Linked DNA regions of Homo sapiens: region 2 is linked to region 1. The links are chromatin loops, found by intact Hi-C in ENCODE. Cell type or tissue: CD4-positive, alpha-beta T cell. All regions are shown on one strand. Links, peaks and the distances in the headings refer to the core of each region. The heading gives the core; the rest is flanking DNA.

Region 1 (10,371 bases), core at 1,098-9,097:
AACATATTTTGAAGATGAGGCCAGTTGGTTTTGTTCACTGTTGGATGTGTGGTTTGAAATAAAGGAACAGCTGGAAGGGCAAAATGACTGTTTCTGAAATGGGGAAAACCGTGTGTAGTAAAGTGAGCTGGAGAGTGGGCAGGGTTGGAGAGTGTAGGGAAACCATGAGGTAGGTTTTAGGTAAATTAAAACTGAGAAGTCTGTTGGATATCCAAGTACAGATGCAGGCAGGAAACTGAACATGCGTCAGGAATCCAGGAATCCAAAATTCATGCCAAGATAGTTGTGTATATTTCATCTCAAAGGCAAATGGTAGTGATATTCTGATATTTAATTTATTCTAGATCGAGAATCTCCATGCCATGTAAAACTCTTACGCACGCAAAAAGTTGTCTATATTAGTTGTGGAGAAGAACACACAGCAGTTCTCACAAAGGTAAGGAGCTCAGAGTATTTTACTTTGGTGCTGGGGATATGATGGGTGATTAGAATTGCTTGATTATGTTAGTGTAGTGATGGTGTGTGATTACAGTATTGTGGCTTGAACTTGAATGCTCTCTTTTATGTGGGTTTGTTGTTTTCCAAAGGAATAGAAAAAGACTACTTTTTTGTATGTCTCTGTTATCCTCTTTGGTAATCTTGTAGATTTTTCATATATATATATATATATATATATATATATATATATATACACACACACACATAATGTAGATTATATATATATACACACATATAATGTAGATTATATAAAAATGTAGATTATATATATAAATATAATGTATATATTTATATATATATAAATTCCTTGGTTCTTTATGGAACAAAGACAGCACTTTGTTATTTTTATTTGTTATTTTATGTATATATAATATATATAAAATGATGTCCTATGTTCCTTTAAAACAAGTCATTTAAATATGTAAAAAAGAAACAGCAATTTAATTAATGTTTTAAAATAATCATGTTTCTTTTGCTTCTAAATACATTCTAGAGAGAATGAAAATGTATTTTTATATTGAACAAATATTATTCTACGTTCACTTTGATAAAATGCCTTAACATTTATTTAAATACAGCTGTTAAAAAAACAGCTTACTTACCAAGGAATTTGTAGAGCACCTAATTTCTTACATGTGAATGATCATGTAAAATCATCTCATTTAGCCTAGCTCCTAGTTTCTCCTTTTTTAAAATTTTGCTTCCTAACACATCATTGTACTTTCAAACGATTTTAAAAATTTACAGAAGGCACACATTCCTTTGAGCATTGCTATCTTTGTTCCATAAAGATGCAGTCTGAAATTCCCTTTTTATTATTTTTCTATTTAATGAACATCCTTACAAAGTGATTTTGGCCAAGTGTCAAGTGAATGTAGTGCTCTTGTGCACATTGTTGTGATAGGCATTTTGTATACAGGGTTTAGAGGTATACCCTTAAAGATACAGTGAAGTCCTATGGTGTTTGTTCCTTGTTAGAGTGGAGGTGTGTTTACCTTTGGCGCTGGTTCCTGTGGGCAACTTGGACACGACTCCATGAATGATGAGGTTAACCCTAGAAGAGTTCTAGAGCTGATGGGTAGTGAAGTAACTCAAATTGCTTGTGGCAGGTGAGTGTTCCTCAAAGCTTGCTTGTATTCACTAGGACCCAGAAATTGGTCTTATCTTTGTAGTGATGAAGAATGTGATTATACCTAGTCACCGTCATTTTAAGAGATCTTAACTGCATGCACGCCTATGGTGAAATGTGGAGAAAGACCTTGATAGAGTGTGGCAAGGAAGGGTTTTAGATAAGCAGAGCAACACGGAGACATTAGGCTTCTTTTGGGATAAAGAGTAGCAGGATGTGGGGAAGGGATAAAGAAAGGAAAAGTGAGAGAGTCCCAAAGAACTTCTTGGAAATTTTTGCCTGAGTCTACCCTGCTTCTCTCTGTTCATCTTAGAGGCCACATGCAGTAGATCATTCAGCTCTTTCCTGACTTGCCACCCTCCTCATGATCTAGAGTGTTAGAGGATAGTATTATGGAGAGCAGCCGCTGCAAGAAGAGTCACGTGTTAACATGGGAAAGGCTCTATAGGAGCACCCTGTGCTGTGCACATGTGGAAGTTAAAAGTCAGAGTCAGAGTGTACATCCACATTAGTAGAAACTATGCTGATGAGTTAAATTATTTTTTCACAGACAACATACCCTAGCCTTCGTGCCTTCTTCTGGACTCATCTATGCATTTGGTTGTGGAGCAAGAGGTCAATTAGGAACTGGGCACACTTGTAATGTTAAGTGCCCATCTCCTGTCAAGGGTTACTGGGCTGCCCACAGTGGCCAGCTTTCAGCCCGAGCTGGTAAGAATGATTGTCTCTGGAATTTAAAGGTATTTTAAGTGATGAAAACAGTTGTTTACAGAATATGTATCTATTACTTACTTTGAGGTCTTTTGGAGGGAATGAAGATAAGGTATTTTTTAACATCAATTAATAATTTCTGTACTTACTATGCATGAAGCTGTAGAGTTGAGATCCTAGAGAATAAATAAAGCAGGAAATACTGTTGTGTTAGGCCGTTCTTGCATTGCTGTAAAGAGCACCTGAAACAGGGTGATTTATGAAGAAAAGAGTTTTAATTGGCTCACAGTTCTGCAGGCTCTACAGGGAGCATGATGCAGCCATCTGCTTGGCTTCTGGGGAGGCCTCAGGAATCTTACAGTCATGGCAGAAGGCAAAGAAGGAGCAGACACTTCACATGGCAGAAGCAGGAGCAAGAGGAAGAGTGGAGAGGAGGTGCCATACTTTTTACACCACCAGATCTCATGTGAACTCAGAGCAAGAGCTCACTTATCACCAAGGGGATGGCCCAAGCCATTCATGAGGGATCCGCCCTCATGATCTAAACACATACCACCATGCCTCACCTCCAACATTGGGATTACTGCAATTCAACATGAGTTTTGACCAGAACATACATTCAAACTATACCAGTTATTTTGTTTCCACAGACCTTGGTGGTGGTGTATACATTTTATTGTTGTTGCTAATAATGACAGTTCGCATGTATTGAATGCTTAATGACGTTTCATTACTATGCAAAGCACTCAAAATAATCTAAGAACTAGTTAGTGGTTATTATCCCCATGTTAGAGATAAGGGAACAAAGTCTTAAGGAGGTCAAGTAATTTGCCCAAGATCACATAGATTCTGGAGGCAGGATTTAAACCCAGGTCATTCTAAATCATGTGTACTATGTTACCTCTACTTTGCTGTTGGCATTTTGGTATATAACATGATGTGATTTCTTTTTAAGCCATTTTTTTTCTTCCCTTAAAAAATAGTTAAATAGCAGTCTTGGTTTCATTGGAAATCAAAGTCAGGCAGTCATTAATATTGAATGACTGCTTCACCTTGAAATAATAAATCTGAGGCTGAAATGGAGCTAGAGAATCATTAAAAGGAAGTGTAACTTATTAATTTTGATTTTGAAGTCGATAAAGTGACACACTTATGGCTTGATCAGGAATTTGTTTGAAACAGTAACCATCATAAGTTTTAGTACTGGATTATAAGAAACTCAAGGACACAGACAAACTCTTTTCCTTTTTGTAAACCTAGCATATAGCACAGGACCTGGCATGAACTTGTCACTCAGTAGACATTTTTGGAATGGATATATGAGCATCTGAAATGTAGTGCAACTTAAAATATAAATAAACAAGATTTTGTCTGGGTGATGTTCCCAGAAGCAAAAGAATGGCTTTGTGTCCTCTTCTCTGTAATTTGTAAATTCTTTTCTCCAAGACATTGTACTCATACGTGGAATACATTTATTTAGAAAGTTTACCAACTCAGGTGTTTTTTGGTTATTTCAAAACCACAAATTTTTGAAGTTGAATTATAACCTGACTTCCATGGTCCTAAATTTGTGCTTGGATGTTTGCCAAAATGATTTTATAACATAAGCAGGTAAATGTCAGTTATGTAAATGACATGGTTTTAGGAACCCTCTTGGTAATGTGGGAGCACAGAGGAAGGCATGGAGGAGTATTGTGGTTAGAGGAAGTTTGAGCTGTGCCTCGAAGGATGATTTGGAGTTAGCCAGGTGTAGAGGACTGTGAGGGAGTTGGTGTGAGCACCACCAAGGTGCAGTTCCAGAAGCACATTCAGGTTGTGCTCTCGGTGGGCACATTCATGGAGAATCCCATGTGCCAGGGGCAGCAGAGGGGGGAGGCACCGAGATGTGAAATAGTGTGGTGTATTAGAAATAAAGGCAACGTGGTAGTAGGAGAATGTCACCGTGGACACAGTGTGATGGGAGGTAAAGCAGGGAGCAGGAAACGGAGGTCCTTCCGTGGCAAGATTCGTCCTGACGGGGCCTGGGCCCACCACACTCACATGCTGAATTGTTACCATAAAGAATAGTGCCCATTTCAGATTTCAGGTCAGTGGCATGACAGAGTTAGAATGAAAAAGAGAAACTAGGTCAGGATTCACTGGCAGTTGGGGAGGGGCAGAAGAAGAGTTAGAGTGGAGGATACCATTTTATATATTTATTTTTAATTGAAGTAGAAACAGTCCTAGGCAGTGAGCCAGGGGAGAAGATTTCTTACTTCTGTGACACAATTAAAATGGATAGGTACCCACTCTGAAGTGTATTCTGCGACAGTAGAAAAGGGGATCAAGGAGAAACTTCAATTAATGAAAAATATGCTTTCGGAATTTTTTTTTTGACAGATCGCTTTAAATATCATATCGTTAAGCAGATCTTCTCTGGAGGAGACCAGACTTTTGTACTTTGCTCCAAATACGAGGTAAAATTTTTCTTGTGACTCTTATTTCCAGGAAGGAATAATAGTGAACCAACATTTCTTTTAACAAGTAATTACAACATAAAGAGCAATGTTACTCTTTGTTTCTACCAATCCTATGTTATTTTTAAAATAAGCAAACTAAATCTGGAAGAAGTTGTCTCCATTTGGCTCCCTTGAAGTGCCAACAATTCTCCTGGAATTATGGAGTTCTAATTTATAATTTGAAATTATTTATTTATATTTGTACTTGTTCCAGAAACTCTGTAAAGGATGCCTAGGGAGTTGGTGCTTACTTTGGCATTATTTGATTTTCCATTTCTTTTCTTCCCTGTTAAGTGGCAACAAATGCTAGGTGTTTGAGAACTTGGTGGGTTTCTTTGTTTGATGTGATTGAGTATATATATGTATGTAAGAGGTACCACAATTTTCAGATGTATTTTATTATTTGTAATCTGCTTATGACATGACACCAAAATTTCCCTTCCATTGTCTCCTGCATCACTATAGTGGATAAAGACACTGTGACATTGTCTTTCTGCCTGAAGGTAGAGTGTGGATCCAGGTTTCTGTGACAGGGCTCGAATTCCTTCCACTCTTCCTTGCTGGGGGAATTCAGTCTGGAAAAACTCCACAGATTTGTTGTCAGTGCTGGACTCCTTCCCCTGTGCTTTCTCTCCTCTCTTCTCTTCTTCCCCACCCTTCCTGCTTTTATTCAGCAAACATTTCAACAGGACCAGCTCCGAGTGGTGCATGGATCCTTATACTCTCTTGGAGGAGCAAGGGAATGGGCTGTTAGTGAAGAAAAAGGAGTCAGAATTGACTGGGAAGATAATGAGCAACTGTGGAAACCAGGGGCTCTTTCTGTCTTGGAAACTTTCTCTATTAGTTTGATACTTAGCTATCTTTAAGTACACAAAGTATTTGCCTTCTAGTCATTCTGATTCTGTGATTAGGTTGGAAAATCCTGGTGGAGCCCGAGGCTGTAGGCTGGACAGCTAAAGCTGATGATTAGCTATTTTCCAGGTCAGGTGCCTGAAGAAGGTGGCTTAGTGCTACCATCTGGCGTGATTTGGAACTGCTGCCCTAGACTTATTTTAGACCCAGCCTCAGAGTGTGTATTACAGAGAAATCCTGAGGAAGCTGAGGTTTTTCTTTGTTTCTTCAAGATGTCAATAAAACAAAATACAAAAGGCACTGACTCTGTGGAGGATAATCAGTTTTTGTCCATAAGTAATAGAGTTTTAAGTATTTATTTCCCCTAGAAACTAGTATTGAATAGTGTTATTCAATAGTATCCAACTTTAATTTTCCTGTGAAATTTAACATGAAATTTAGTTTTCTCTTGTAAATATAGTATCTGATATATGTAACTGATTTTTATTATTGTAATCAACACCTTGGGCCTGGAAAACAACACACTGATGAGAAGGAAGTGAAGTAGCATACTATTAGAGAGGCAGGGCAGGTTAAAGTTTAAACAACTGGAAAGAGGGATAGGTATGCATGAAAAGTGTAAGATCACAAAGAAAAAGGAAAGTAAACATTACTTAAGAAGATGTTGCTCTTTCTTTTGAAACTGAAACCTATGCACATTTACTTAAACTATTAACCAGAGATGATTATTTAGATACAGAGGCTGATCAAATCATATGCTTACCCTGTTACCATATCACTTAAAGAACCAAGAAAAAGCACCTGTATAGTTACAGCCTCTATTTTTTTTTTTTTGAGATGGAGTCTTGCTTTGTCGCCCAGGCTGGGGTACAATGGCGTGATCCCGGCTCACTGCAACCTCCACCTCCTGGTTTCAAGCGATTCTCCTGCCTCAGCCTTCTGAGTAGCTGGGATTACAGGCGTCCGCTACCATGCCTGGGTAATTTTTTTTGTATTTTTAGTAGAGACCAGTTTCACCATGTTGGCCAGGCTGGTTTTGAACTCCTGACCTCAAGTGATCTACCCTCCTCGGCCTCCCAAAGTGCTAGGATTACAGGCGTGATCCACCACGCCCGGCCATAGCCTCTATTTTTATAAAAGGCTGACTCATTCATTACTGCCAGGCCTTAGGTGAAAGAAGGGAGGGAAGGAGTTATATTCAGATACCCCTTTGCTACACTGATTCTAGGTCTTGGGAATTTAGTGAATGTAAACCATAGCATCTCCTTTTCCTGTCGTTTTGTTCCCTGGATAGAATTGAAGAGGGAATGTGGTTGGGATTGTTAGAATTGTGTGTGCATGTGTGTGTGTTTGTGTGTGTGTCTATCTCATAATCTTCTTTTTCCTGGAACAGTGATTCTTAACCTTGGCTGCCTACTGGAATCACCTGGGAGCTCTACAAAATACTGATGACTCTAGAGATTCTGATTTAATTGGTCTGGAGTATGACTTGGTCATCAGGATTATTGAACGCTCCCATGGTGATTCAAAGTCCAGCCAAAGTTGAGAAACACTGACCTAAGAGCAATTTTTCCTTTTTTGCCTGTATGTATTAAAGACAGGAAGAATGATGTTTTTTCTTGGTTCTTTAAGTGATTCTGAACTTGTACTTCACCCAAGGCATCTCTGGTTTATTGGACATATGATGAGGAATGATAAAATAGTTCCAAGTCTTTATTTTATTGTAGGTTTGTGTTAGAGTTGATGTTCAGCTGCCCCTTTGAATGGGGGAAATAAATAAAATTTACGTAACAACAGTGGTTTTACAAGGAGGTGGAAAGACAATCTCTGTGTGTACTCCAGCATCTGCTTTGGATTATGAGTTTCCTGTATGTTGTACTTCAAGATGATTTTTGTTCTCTCAATAGATATCTGTGGCCATTTTAGTAGAATAGTTATCAATAACCAGATGATCACAAACTTTGTCAGGCATCTCTGTTTTATTACATGCTCTACTCCTTCCTACCATAATGATACGTTAACTTGAAGCTATGGGAAAGTAACCAAGAAAATTTACTTTGAAAGTTATGTTTTTATGTGTAGGTACAAAGGAGAAAAAAAATCTCATGAGCTGATGAATGAGTGCTTTAATATTACCTTTTTCCTCTTCACTGGAGACGAGAATAGGAGTATAAAGCACCATCAACCTTTCCTTAGTTCTCGATCAAGAACAAGGCTTGGGGAAAATAAGTTGAAAACAAGCAATTTTAGAAAAGGAAAGTGCTTATTATGTTTTTTTTCTTTAATCTCACTGAATAAAAGATGTACAGTGTTGGGCAACATTTGGAATTTTCAAGGACATACATTATTAACATCTTTTTCTGCCATTTTTCTTATAATAGCTATATACTTGAAGCAAGAAATTAAGAGTCATTGTTTTTATAGGTTATTTGTCATATAGATTATAACTGAACTCTGGCTCTTTTGTAATACATTTTGTTGAAGTTTGGTGGACATTTATGGCAGATGACTAATACCTTAAAAACCTGCTGTTACAGTGATTCAAAGCAAAGGGGAAAGAAGTCTGGGAAAGTTGTACTGAGTTGGTTTCTCTGGGAAACAGACCCGAGACTCAAAGGTTTTTGGGAGAGTGCTTTCTAGAAGAACATCTACTGAGGGATGAAGGAGGCAGGATTGCGCAGAGGGAGGGGTTGAAATGCAATTCAGTTATAACAGAGGCCTCAGCCAGTCCCATGAGGAGCACTGAAGTTGTGATGGTCCTTCAGCCAGTCCTGAGTTGAGGCAAGCGGGCTGGACCTTTACACCATGCCTCTACCTGCCATTGGATGTGATAGTGAAGCAACAGTCAATGCCAAGTCCTGGACAGCAACCCAGCTGGGATCTGTCAGGAGCCTCCATTCTGAAGGGTGGAGGGGATCTGGGCGGCACACTGCAGCATTTAGATCATAAGTGAAACGTAAAATGGAGAATATGTGGGAGAAAGGAGAGGAGACAAGATCCATGCTACATAATTTCTTCTTTTTACTGTTACATTTAATTCTCCAGAATTATTCTCCTGCTGTTGACTTCAGGACTATGAACCAAGCACATTATACCAGTTTAATAAATGATGAAACCATAGCAGTTTGGAGACAAAAACTCTCAGAACACAACAATGCAAATACAATCAAGTATGTGGCTGCTTGTCTTCATTTTTTTTTCCACAAAGTATGTTACAACTTTTTAGCTTAGTGTGATTTTCCGTACTTGCATATTGATACTGTGAATGTAAATGGGGTTTTACATTATAGGGAATCGTGGGTTATTTTTGGTTACTATTTCAGGGTTGATCTCCTTAGCCCCAAATAGCATAATGGATGGATCCCCAATTCTCACACACAGTATATGCCTCAACCTGCCTTGTTTATTGTATGATCTTAAAAATCCTGACTGATGAAGGCCTGAGTTGGTGATTCTGCTAAGAGAGCTTAGCGTTATGGTTAACTCCCATGGGTTTTAGTGTATGCATGTTCCAAAACATCCCAAATCTGAGACAGCTGTTATCTTACCTAATCTTAATAATTTCTAGCATTTTCCTATTCATAATGATTGAGATGGTAATTCAGAGTCATGTAGAAAAAAAAAAAAACAACAGTAAGTAGGATTGAGAGCTTTTATCAAATTTAAAGGACAATTTTCCTTTGCACATTTTTACACATTTTCATTGGCTTTCCTCAGCCTCTCCACTTTTTTCTGCAAAGTCTGATTCTTGGGAAGAATAAATCAAGCTCTGTGCACTAAGTTGTGGTTATTCCCAGAAACGTACATAATGGTTCCTGCATTATGACATAGATTGTAGTGGGCCAAATGACCAGGACGCTACACTTTGAGGCACTTGAGCTAGTAACGTTGTGAGTGAGAGAGCATTAGAAACGCCCTAGAGCAGCTCTGTGGCAGTCTTCAGAATCCCTCTAACCTTAGGATGGCTCTGCCAAGGAGCTCAGGCTGAAGGGTCGCAGGGGAGAGGAGATGAGGGCTTGCTGGGGTCCAGCAAGGGAAATGGTGACACTTTACCATTAGTTCTCTGTTTTCTTATTTATAAAATGAATGGATGGAAGACATGATCTTTAAAGATCTTTCCTGATCTAAATTCTGTGATTAACAGAAACTACTGTAATCCCCTCCCCAGCTGTATATTTGTGTTATTCTTTCCCTTTTCCTTACACTGAATGGAAAGGCCCAGGGTTCCTGATGTCCAGTTTCATTTTGGGCCCTCAGAATTAGCTGTTTCCTCAGAGCCTGTATAATAGAAGGTAATGGGAATAAGCACTTGTTTCACTATTTTTTAATTTATGTCTCAGATATGCAGCAAAATAGAAGTAATTTTTCAGTTATTAATTTGCCAAGATAATTTCTGTGTTCGGGAAGTAACAGCTTGGCTTCTCTTTTTTGGTTTTATTCTGTGTTTCTCTTTGGAGTTTAGATAGGGCACTTCTTAGATGGTTGGTGGTAGAAAAATATTCAAGAACATTATTGGGACAAGAGGTTTTCTTTCAGGAGCTTTGATATTCTTTTTTTTCCCCTAACATGGGAAACTTAAGTTCTTCTTCATTTTGAGATGTGACATCCTGTTTTTCTAAAGCAAATGTACATTTTCCAAAGCTTCAGCTGACAAAGAGCTGCTATTAATGAAATCCTTGAGTA
Region 2 (8,000 bases), core at 1-8,000, 450 kb before region 1:
AATTGAATCCATAAATATGGCCAACCTAACTTATTTCAAGTGTCCCACTATTTTCTCCAAACTTGTGGTATTGCAACTTTAAATCAAAAGCCTAAATTACTTATTTAATTATAACATTTGAAATTGGACTGACAAAATTGGTCTTAACCAATTAACCTGGGAGGCGGAGGTTACAGTGAGGCGAGATCACACCACTGCACTCCAGCCTGGGTGACAGAGCGAGACTGTCTCAAAAAAAACAAAACAAAACAGTTCATACCTTGGCCAGGTGCAGTGGTTTAAGCCTATAATCTCAGCACCTTGGGAGGCCGAGGCAGTCGGATCACCTGAGGTCAGTTCAATACCAGCCTGGCCAACATGGCGAAACCCTGTCTCTACTAAAAATACAAAAATTAGCTAAGTGTGGTCGCACACACCTACAATTCTAGCTACTCAGGAGACTGAGGCACAAGAATCACTTGAACCAGGGAGGCAGAGCTTGCAGTGAGCAGAGATGGCACCACTGCACTCCAGCCTGGGCGACAGAGCGAGACTCCATCTCAAAAAAAAAAAAAAAAACAAAAAAGCAAACAAGAAACACCAAAAAAAACAAAATAAATAAAAACAAAATTCAGACCGGATGCGGTGGCTCACACTTATAATCCCAGCACTTTCAGAGGCTGAGGCAGATGGATCACCTGAGGTCAGGAGTTTGAGACCAGCCTGGCCAACATGGTGAAATCCCATCTCTACTAAAATACAAAAATTATCCAGGCGTGGTGGTGAGCGCCTGTAATCCCAGCTACTCAGGAGGCAGAAGAATCGCTTGAACCTGGGAGCCGGAGGTTGCAGTGAGCTGATGTCATGCCACTGCACTCCAGCCTGGCTGGGTGAGAGCAAGACTCTGTCTCAAAAAAAAACAAAAAACAAAACAAAAACAAAAAACAAAGTTCATACCTCTTTCTATAAGTAAAAAATAAAAATTTTAAGTGAAAGAAAATTTTTCAGTTTGATTAGCAGGGGTTGTGTTGGTGTTGGCAATGTTATATAAAATAATAAGTAATGATAAGTTTTAGATTCAAGCTACGTGGTAGTAGCAATATACTGTGCTTTTCCTTTGCCAAAGATAACCTAAAGATAAAACTAATAAACAGAATCTTCTCTGCTATTCACCATTTTCCCCAGTTGTCAGTTATTTTTGACTGAATACGTTTTTTGCTTTTGTACCCTAGTGGTAGATCACTCTTTGAATGCATCTTAAAGATGTGTCCTATAAAACAAAACAAAACAAAACACCCTAAGCATCCTGTATAAGACTATTACCTTGTGGGTATTCCTACAGGTGTAGAATGCTCATGCACATATAAGTTGGTAATAAAATGTTTTGATTGAATTAGATATAATTAGGTTAAAGATGTCAGTAATGTAAGTAATCCTACACACACACACACACACACACACACACACACACACATATACATATATACGTTTAAGACAGTGCCTCTCTATGTTGCCTAAGCTGGACTGGAACTCCTGAGCTCAAGCAACCTTCCCACCTCAGCCTCCAGTGGCTGGGACTGGAGGCAGGCACCATTGTGCCTGGCTAGTAATGCAATATTTTTGTGTTCGTTGAAGGAGAGTAAAATAAATTGTAAAATCTATTTGTAGTTTATTTTGAAATGCTCTCCCCAGCAGCCTTACCTTTGCCTTATTTTCTTGAGGTCCTATTTACATTCATCCCATTCAGTGAGGATGAAGGATGTTGTTCTAAAACAAAAAGAATGGTAGAAATAAGCCCCATATAGTTAAAAGTGTGCTGGTAGCTATAAATACATACTTTTTCTTTTCTTTTTTTTTTTCTAAGAGATGGGATCTTGCTCTGTTGCCCAGGCTGGAGTGCAGTGGTACAATCATAGCTCACTGCAGCCTCAAACTCCTAGGTTCAAGCAATTCTCCCACCTCAGCCCCTGAGTACCTGGGAATATAGGCACTTGCCACCATTAACTGGCTAATATTTTATAGAGACAGTCTTGCTTTGTTGCCCACACTGGTCTCGAACTCCTAGCTTCTTCCCAAAATGCTGGAATGACAGGCATAAGCCACCACACCTGACCCATACATACATTTTTTTCAAGGAATAACAGAAGCCAGAGTTGATTTTATTTGCATTTGTTAAGAAGAGGCGCAGATGCCATGTTCTGCCCCTGTATTCCCAGCTACTCAGGAGAATGAGGTGAGAGGATTTCTTGGGGCCAGGAACTCGAGGCTGTAGTGCCCTGTGACTGCACCAGGGATTAACCACTGCACTCTAGCTTGGGCAACACAGAGAGGCTTGGTCCCTAAAAAAATTAAAAAATAAAAAAAATATATATATATATGTAAAAGAAGAAGAGAGAGTAGTTTGGCTAATTAAGGAGAGGATGTGCTAAACAGGGGACTTAACAAAAGCCACTTTCATTGTGTATTTTAAAAATTATTTTATTTTAGATTCAGGGTTGCACGTGCTTGTTTGTTACATAAGCAGATTGCATACTGGTGGGGACTGAGCTTCTAGTGTACCCAATGTCCAAATAGTGAACATTGTACCTGATAGGTAATTGTTCAACCCCTGCCCCACCCCCCCCCACTTTTGGAGACCCCAGTGTCTGTTATTTCCATCATCATGTTTTCGTTTTAATTTTCTTTTTGAGATGGAGTCTCACTCTGTTGTCCAGGCTGGAGTGCAATGGCGCGATCTCCGCTCACTGCAACCTCCGCCTCCCAGGTTCAAGTGATTCTTCTGCCTCAGACACCTGAGTAGCTGGGACTACCGGAGTACACCACCACACCTGGGTAATTTTTTTGTATTTTAAGTAGAGACGGGGTTTCACTGTGTTAGCCAGGATGGGCTCGATCTCCTGACCACGTGATCCGCTTACCTTTGCCTTCTGAAGTGCTGGGATTACAGGCGTGAGCCACTGTGCCCGGCCGAGAACTCTTTACTTTCAAATGACCAAGATATTTTGGGGAATACAGCAATTCTCTTAACTTGAAGATACAGTCAAACCGGTACTGCACTAAAGGGAAAAACGGGATAAGCAATAAATAGAACTAGAGATGTGGGCCAGAGGGGAAAGTCTTTCTCAAGCCTCTCTTCCAGATAAAATCAAGTTTGGCCATTTTTGTCTTACCTGATTGCAGTCAAAAGCATTTCGAGTGATTTATGGGAATTAGAGCTTTTGGTGCACAGCTAGTTCATTCTTAAATTGCCCATGCTTACATAGTGTAGGAGAAGGTGTGAGTCTATGTCCCAATTTACACATACCGCCCCCAAATAATTATTAGTAGTGGCCTCTTCCTCTCTCAAAAGTATGATTGCCCTAGCTTTAGGTGAAAACCAAAAGTAATCATTTGCTGGACTCTGGCGCCCTCTTGTGATTAAAATTTCACTTTCTGATATTGCTTATTCTGAGATGAGCGACTACCAAAAAATATGAACATCCCAAAGTGGATCATCTAATAACTTTCCCCAGAAGATCTCAGCTTTGAATTTCATGTCATTACACTTTAACACTGACTACCCCTGCATGGTTGCTGCCATCTTCAGATTTCAGAAGCATCTCCCGCCTGTATCAGTAATTGTAGCCCCTGGTACTGTCACTCTCTGTGACACTACTTCTGTCTTAATTCTTGGTGAATTCAGTATCTCCGAAAACGATCTCCCCAGCACTCTGGCCTCTGACTACCTTGAACTTCTCTCCTTCAGTGATCTTGTTCTCCACCCTGCGTTACCTATGTACTTGCAGGTCATGCCATAGAACTTGTAAGCATAGTCTATCTTTCCACCTAAACCCCTCTAATAACCCAACTCCGGCAAACCTTTGACCTTGCTCCACCAGGGCCTAAAACCCATTAATTACACCAGTATTTCACTGTGCCTCACCCCTCACTGCTTTCTTTAGTCACCATACCTGCCGAAATTCCATGATCATTATAATTACATCCTTGCAAATGCCCTCAGCTCCTCTGCTCCCCTTTTGCTTTGTCACTCGCTTGGCAAAACCACAAACCCTACTTAAATTCCTGTCTCCCCTGCTCTGTGCCTGTACCCCTGCAGTTGAACGTGGGTGGAGAAAAACACATAAGAATAATAAATTATTTGATTTTGTGTTTGAATTTTTATTTTTTTTGAGACAGGGTTTTGCCCTGTTACCCAGGCTGGAGAGTGCAGTGGCGAGATCTTAGCCCACTTCAGCCTTTGAACTCTGGGGCCCAAATGATCTTCCCACCTCAGCCTCCTGAGTAGCTGGGACTACCAATGAATGCCACCGCACCCAGCTAATTTTTAAAAATTCTTTGTAGGGACGGGGTCTCACTGTATTGCCCAGGCTGGTCTCAAACTCCTGCGCTCAAGCAATCTTCCCACTTTAGCCTTTCAAACTGTTGGGATTACTGGCTTGAGCCACAAAGACCTGTAATTATCTGATTTTAAATTCTTGATCAAGAATCTCAATGCCGGGACCCTCAGTAATGCCTGACAACTCATACTGTACTTCCCTAGCCCATTCACTCTTCTGTTTCCTATTTCAACACCGAAACATTTTCATCTTTCCCCTCCCATAGTCATTCTCAGATGATAACCTTATGTCCTACTTGACTGAGAAAACTGAAGTAAGTAAAAGAGAACTTCAGATTCTGTTCACCGTATCTGCCCACCCACCTGCATCTGCTGCCTTCTCTCCTATTACCCTACCCTAGAGGAACTGCCCATGTTACTAAGGCCTAAGGCAATGTCTCTACTTTGCATGAAGTCTCATCCCCTTTTTCCTAACTCAATAACAGCACTTTTCCCCTTTCTCTTCTATATCATTGTATATATATGTATATATATGTGTGTGAATATATATATATATTCCTCTCCACTGATTTGTTTCCCCACAGTATAAACATGCTATATTTCTTTTTGTTTGTTTTTGAGACAGAGTCTTGCTCTGTCTCCAGGCTAGAGTGCAGTGGTGCGATCTTGGCTCACTTCAACCTCCGCCTCCCGGATTCAAGCGATTCCCCTGCCTCAGCCTCCGGAGTAGCTGGGACTATAGGCACCTGCCACCGTGCCCAGCTAATTTTTTGTATTTTAGTAGAGATGGGGTTTCACCATGTTGGCAAGGATGGTCTTGATCTCCTGACCTTGTGATCTGTGCCCACTTCAGCCTCCCAAAGTGCTGGGATTACAGCCATGAGCCACCACGCCCGGCCTTTTTTTTTTTTTTTTTTTTTTTGAGACAGAGTCTCATTCTGTCGCCCAGGTTAGAGTGCAGTGGTGCAATCATAGCTTACTGAAGCCTTGAACTCCTGGGCTCAAGTGGTCCTCCTACCTCAGCCTCCTAAGTAAGTGGGACTACAGGCGCATACAACCATGCCTGGCTAATTTCTGTATTTTTTGTAGAGACAAGGTCTTGCTATGTTGCCCAGGCTGGTCTCAAACTCGGGCTCCAGCAGTGTACCCGCCTCAGCTTCCCAAAGTGCTGGGATTACCACCACTAGCCCACTGTTATCTATTTCCCCCATCCTCAAAAATATTCCTCTTGATTCCACATCTTCCAACTACTGCTCTATCGTTTTGTTCTCTTTTACAACAAAACTCTTCAAAAGATACTCACTTCTCCAATCCCTCCCCCATTCTCTCTCAAATCCACTCCAATCAGAACGATGAGACACATGACAAATTGTTTTAAGCCTTTAAGTTTTAGAGTGGTTTGTTAGGTAGGGATAGATAACTGGAACAATATGCCAGAGAGAGCAGTGCAGGTCTTCTCTAGGAGAAGACAGAATCTATATACTAAGAGAGTTGAGCCAGGTGTGGTGGGTCCTGCCTGTAATCCTGGCACTTCCGTAGGCTGAGGCAGGAGGATCACTTGAGCCCAGGAGTTCAAGACCAGCTTGGGCAACAAAGATCCCATCTCTACAAAAAAAAGTTTTTTTGTAACGATTCTCCCATCTCAGCCTCCCAAGTAGCTGGACCAGAGGTACATGCCACCGCACTCAAATCTGTTTTTGTTTGTTTGCTTGTTTGTTTTTGTAGAGATTAGGTCTTGCTATGTTGCCTAGACTGAACTCAACTCCTGGGCTCAAGTGATTCTCCTGCCTTGGCCTCCCAAAGTGTTGGGATTATAGGCGAGAGCCACAATGTCTGGCCTACAAAAATTTAAAAAATTATTAGCCATGCAACATGGTGCACACCTGTAGTCCCAGCTATATGGGAGGCTGAGGCAGGAGGATCACTTGAGCCCAGGACGTTGAGGTTTCAGTGAGCCATAATTATGTCACTGCACTCCAGCCTGGGTGACAGAATGAGACAGTCTTAAAAAAATTTTGGAAAAAAAAGAGAGTTGCATGACTTTGCCAGAATCAGAAGAAGACTGGGGAAGAGCTGAGAGTGTAAATTATAAGGGTGTTAGACCAATGGGGATAAAGTATAATATTCAAGCCAAATTAATTGACCTGAGTGTACTCCCCCAGGATTTAGAATATAGCATGTTGGCTGGAGTACTGGGGATGGTCCTAACAGTCTGAAAAAGTTAGCCAATGAAATCCTGGACTCAATGATAGTTTGGAGTTAATGAGGTTGAAATGCCAGAAATTTCCTAACATATTATAGACAAAGAGTTACAAAATTCAAGGAAATAGGACTCGGTCCATTATGTTCAATCTTCTCAGCCATTTACTAACTTGACTCTTTTGGGAGGATTCAAAAAACTCTCCTTTCACTAAGACATAAGGAAATGCACTAGTGAGTCAGGGACTAGCATCCTCAAGGAGCACTGTAGGTCACAGCTGTTGCTGGACAAGGCTGCAGTGAAAATGTGTGCTTTCATTTCAGTGGGAATAATGGGGTCCTGGCATGTCAAAGGCCAAGTAGTAACTTCACTGTTAGGGACAACATGGTGCAACTACCACAGTAAACCACAGAGATGGAATAGTAATCGAACTGCTTTGATCTGCTGTGCCCCCTGGCAAGGGCTAATGGATGATGGGGTCCTGAAAAATCATTAATTCGCTGCTTCCTAAGATGCTGCTTGACATCTAGGCAGAAAAAAATCTAGGTCCGTTAGGCAGAAACCTAACTCGAGTTGCCAAATTGTGCGTTGTACCTAATTCCCAGACCTATGTCAGTTAGGAGACTGAAAGCTCTTCCATCCACTGATGAATATCATGAATCTTCCTTCAAACCAGTGTTTCTCTCAACCTTGGCCCCACTGACATTTTGGGCAGGGTATTTCTTTGTTATGGGGGCTAGCTTGCACATTATGGATCTCAAAATGATGCTGACACTGACAAGAAGGGGACGACTACACTTAGGCGAGACTGTTAAACCCACTTAGGTGTGACTGTTAAAGACTGTGCTGAAGGGAAATCCTCCCAGTGGACAGAACCTTGAGCGATATATCTGGCTGTTTACTTCATGCTTAAGGCACAAAGATCTCTAGTGACTTATGAGCCGTGGCTACTGGATTGGCTGGCTGGCTGGAGACTTGAAAACAACTAATTGAAAAATTGGTGATTAGATGGACTATGCATGGACCTTTTGGAATGGACACAGAGGGTGGGAATATTTTTGTGCCGCGTGTACATCCAGTAGATTGTATCACGATGGTGGAGGTTCTCAAAAATCAAATGATCAAGATGATCTATTTTGTGAATGTCAGTAAGCCTCTTTCTCCAGGTATCCCAGTGCTTGTTCAGTGGCTCCGTGTGCAAACTGTGCCAGCATGGAAGGAAGCTACGTGTGAGCTAATAACATGGTTTTCCCTCACCAAGGCTGCTGTAACTATACCTACTGCTGAATGTCCCGTTGACCAACAGCCAAAGTCAACACTAAGCCGCTGATAAGGCACTATTGTCCGGGGTGACCAGATGGCCACCTAGTAGTAGCTGATTGTGTGAACTTTTCCCAACATGAAAGGAACAGCCTTTTATCTTCTCAGGAATAGCTACATATTCTGGATAAAATTTTGCACTGTGTCCAAGCGCAGTGGTTCACA

Evidence for each region. Hi-C counts contacts between places; a loop is a spot of excess contacts. Peaks named below come from ENCODE experiments on the same cell type or tissue, not always from the same donor. Only the 100,000 strongest peaks of a DNase experiment are listed, where the experiment ranks them.
Region 2: it touches region 1 in a loop (2.6-fold over the local background); 3 of 110 quality-filtered maps call a loop at or near these places.

The regions. Positions count from the first base shown.
Region 1 is chr4:88,653,698-88,664,068 of GRCh38, forward strand. HERC3 (HECT and RLD domain containing E3 ubiquitin protein ligase 3) reads left to right here. Exons shown (of 26, transcript NM_014606.3): 7 at 345-436; 8 at 1,477-1,607; 9 at 2,178-2,338; 10 at 4,718-4,794; 11 at 8,734-8,858. Among named protein-coding and RNA genes, the nearest start is that of NAP1L5, 39 kb to the right of the region's middle. RefSeq lists an enhancer at 10,278-10,371. In CD4-positive, alpha-beta T cell, for the core only: a CTCF peak has its summit at 5,844; a DNase peak (open chromatin) is centred at 5,844.
Region 2 is chr4:88,208,769-88,216,768 of GRCh38, forward strand. It overlaps a transcript of ABCG2 not described here. Among named protein-coding and RNA genes, the nearest start is that of ABCG2, 54 kb to the left of the region's middle. In CD4-positive, alpha-beta T cell, for the core only: a CTCF peak has its summit at 3,379 (motif pointing left); a DNase peak (open chromatin) is centred at 3,383.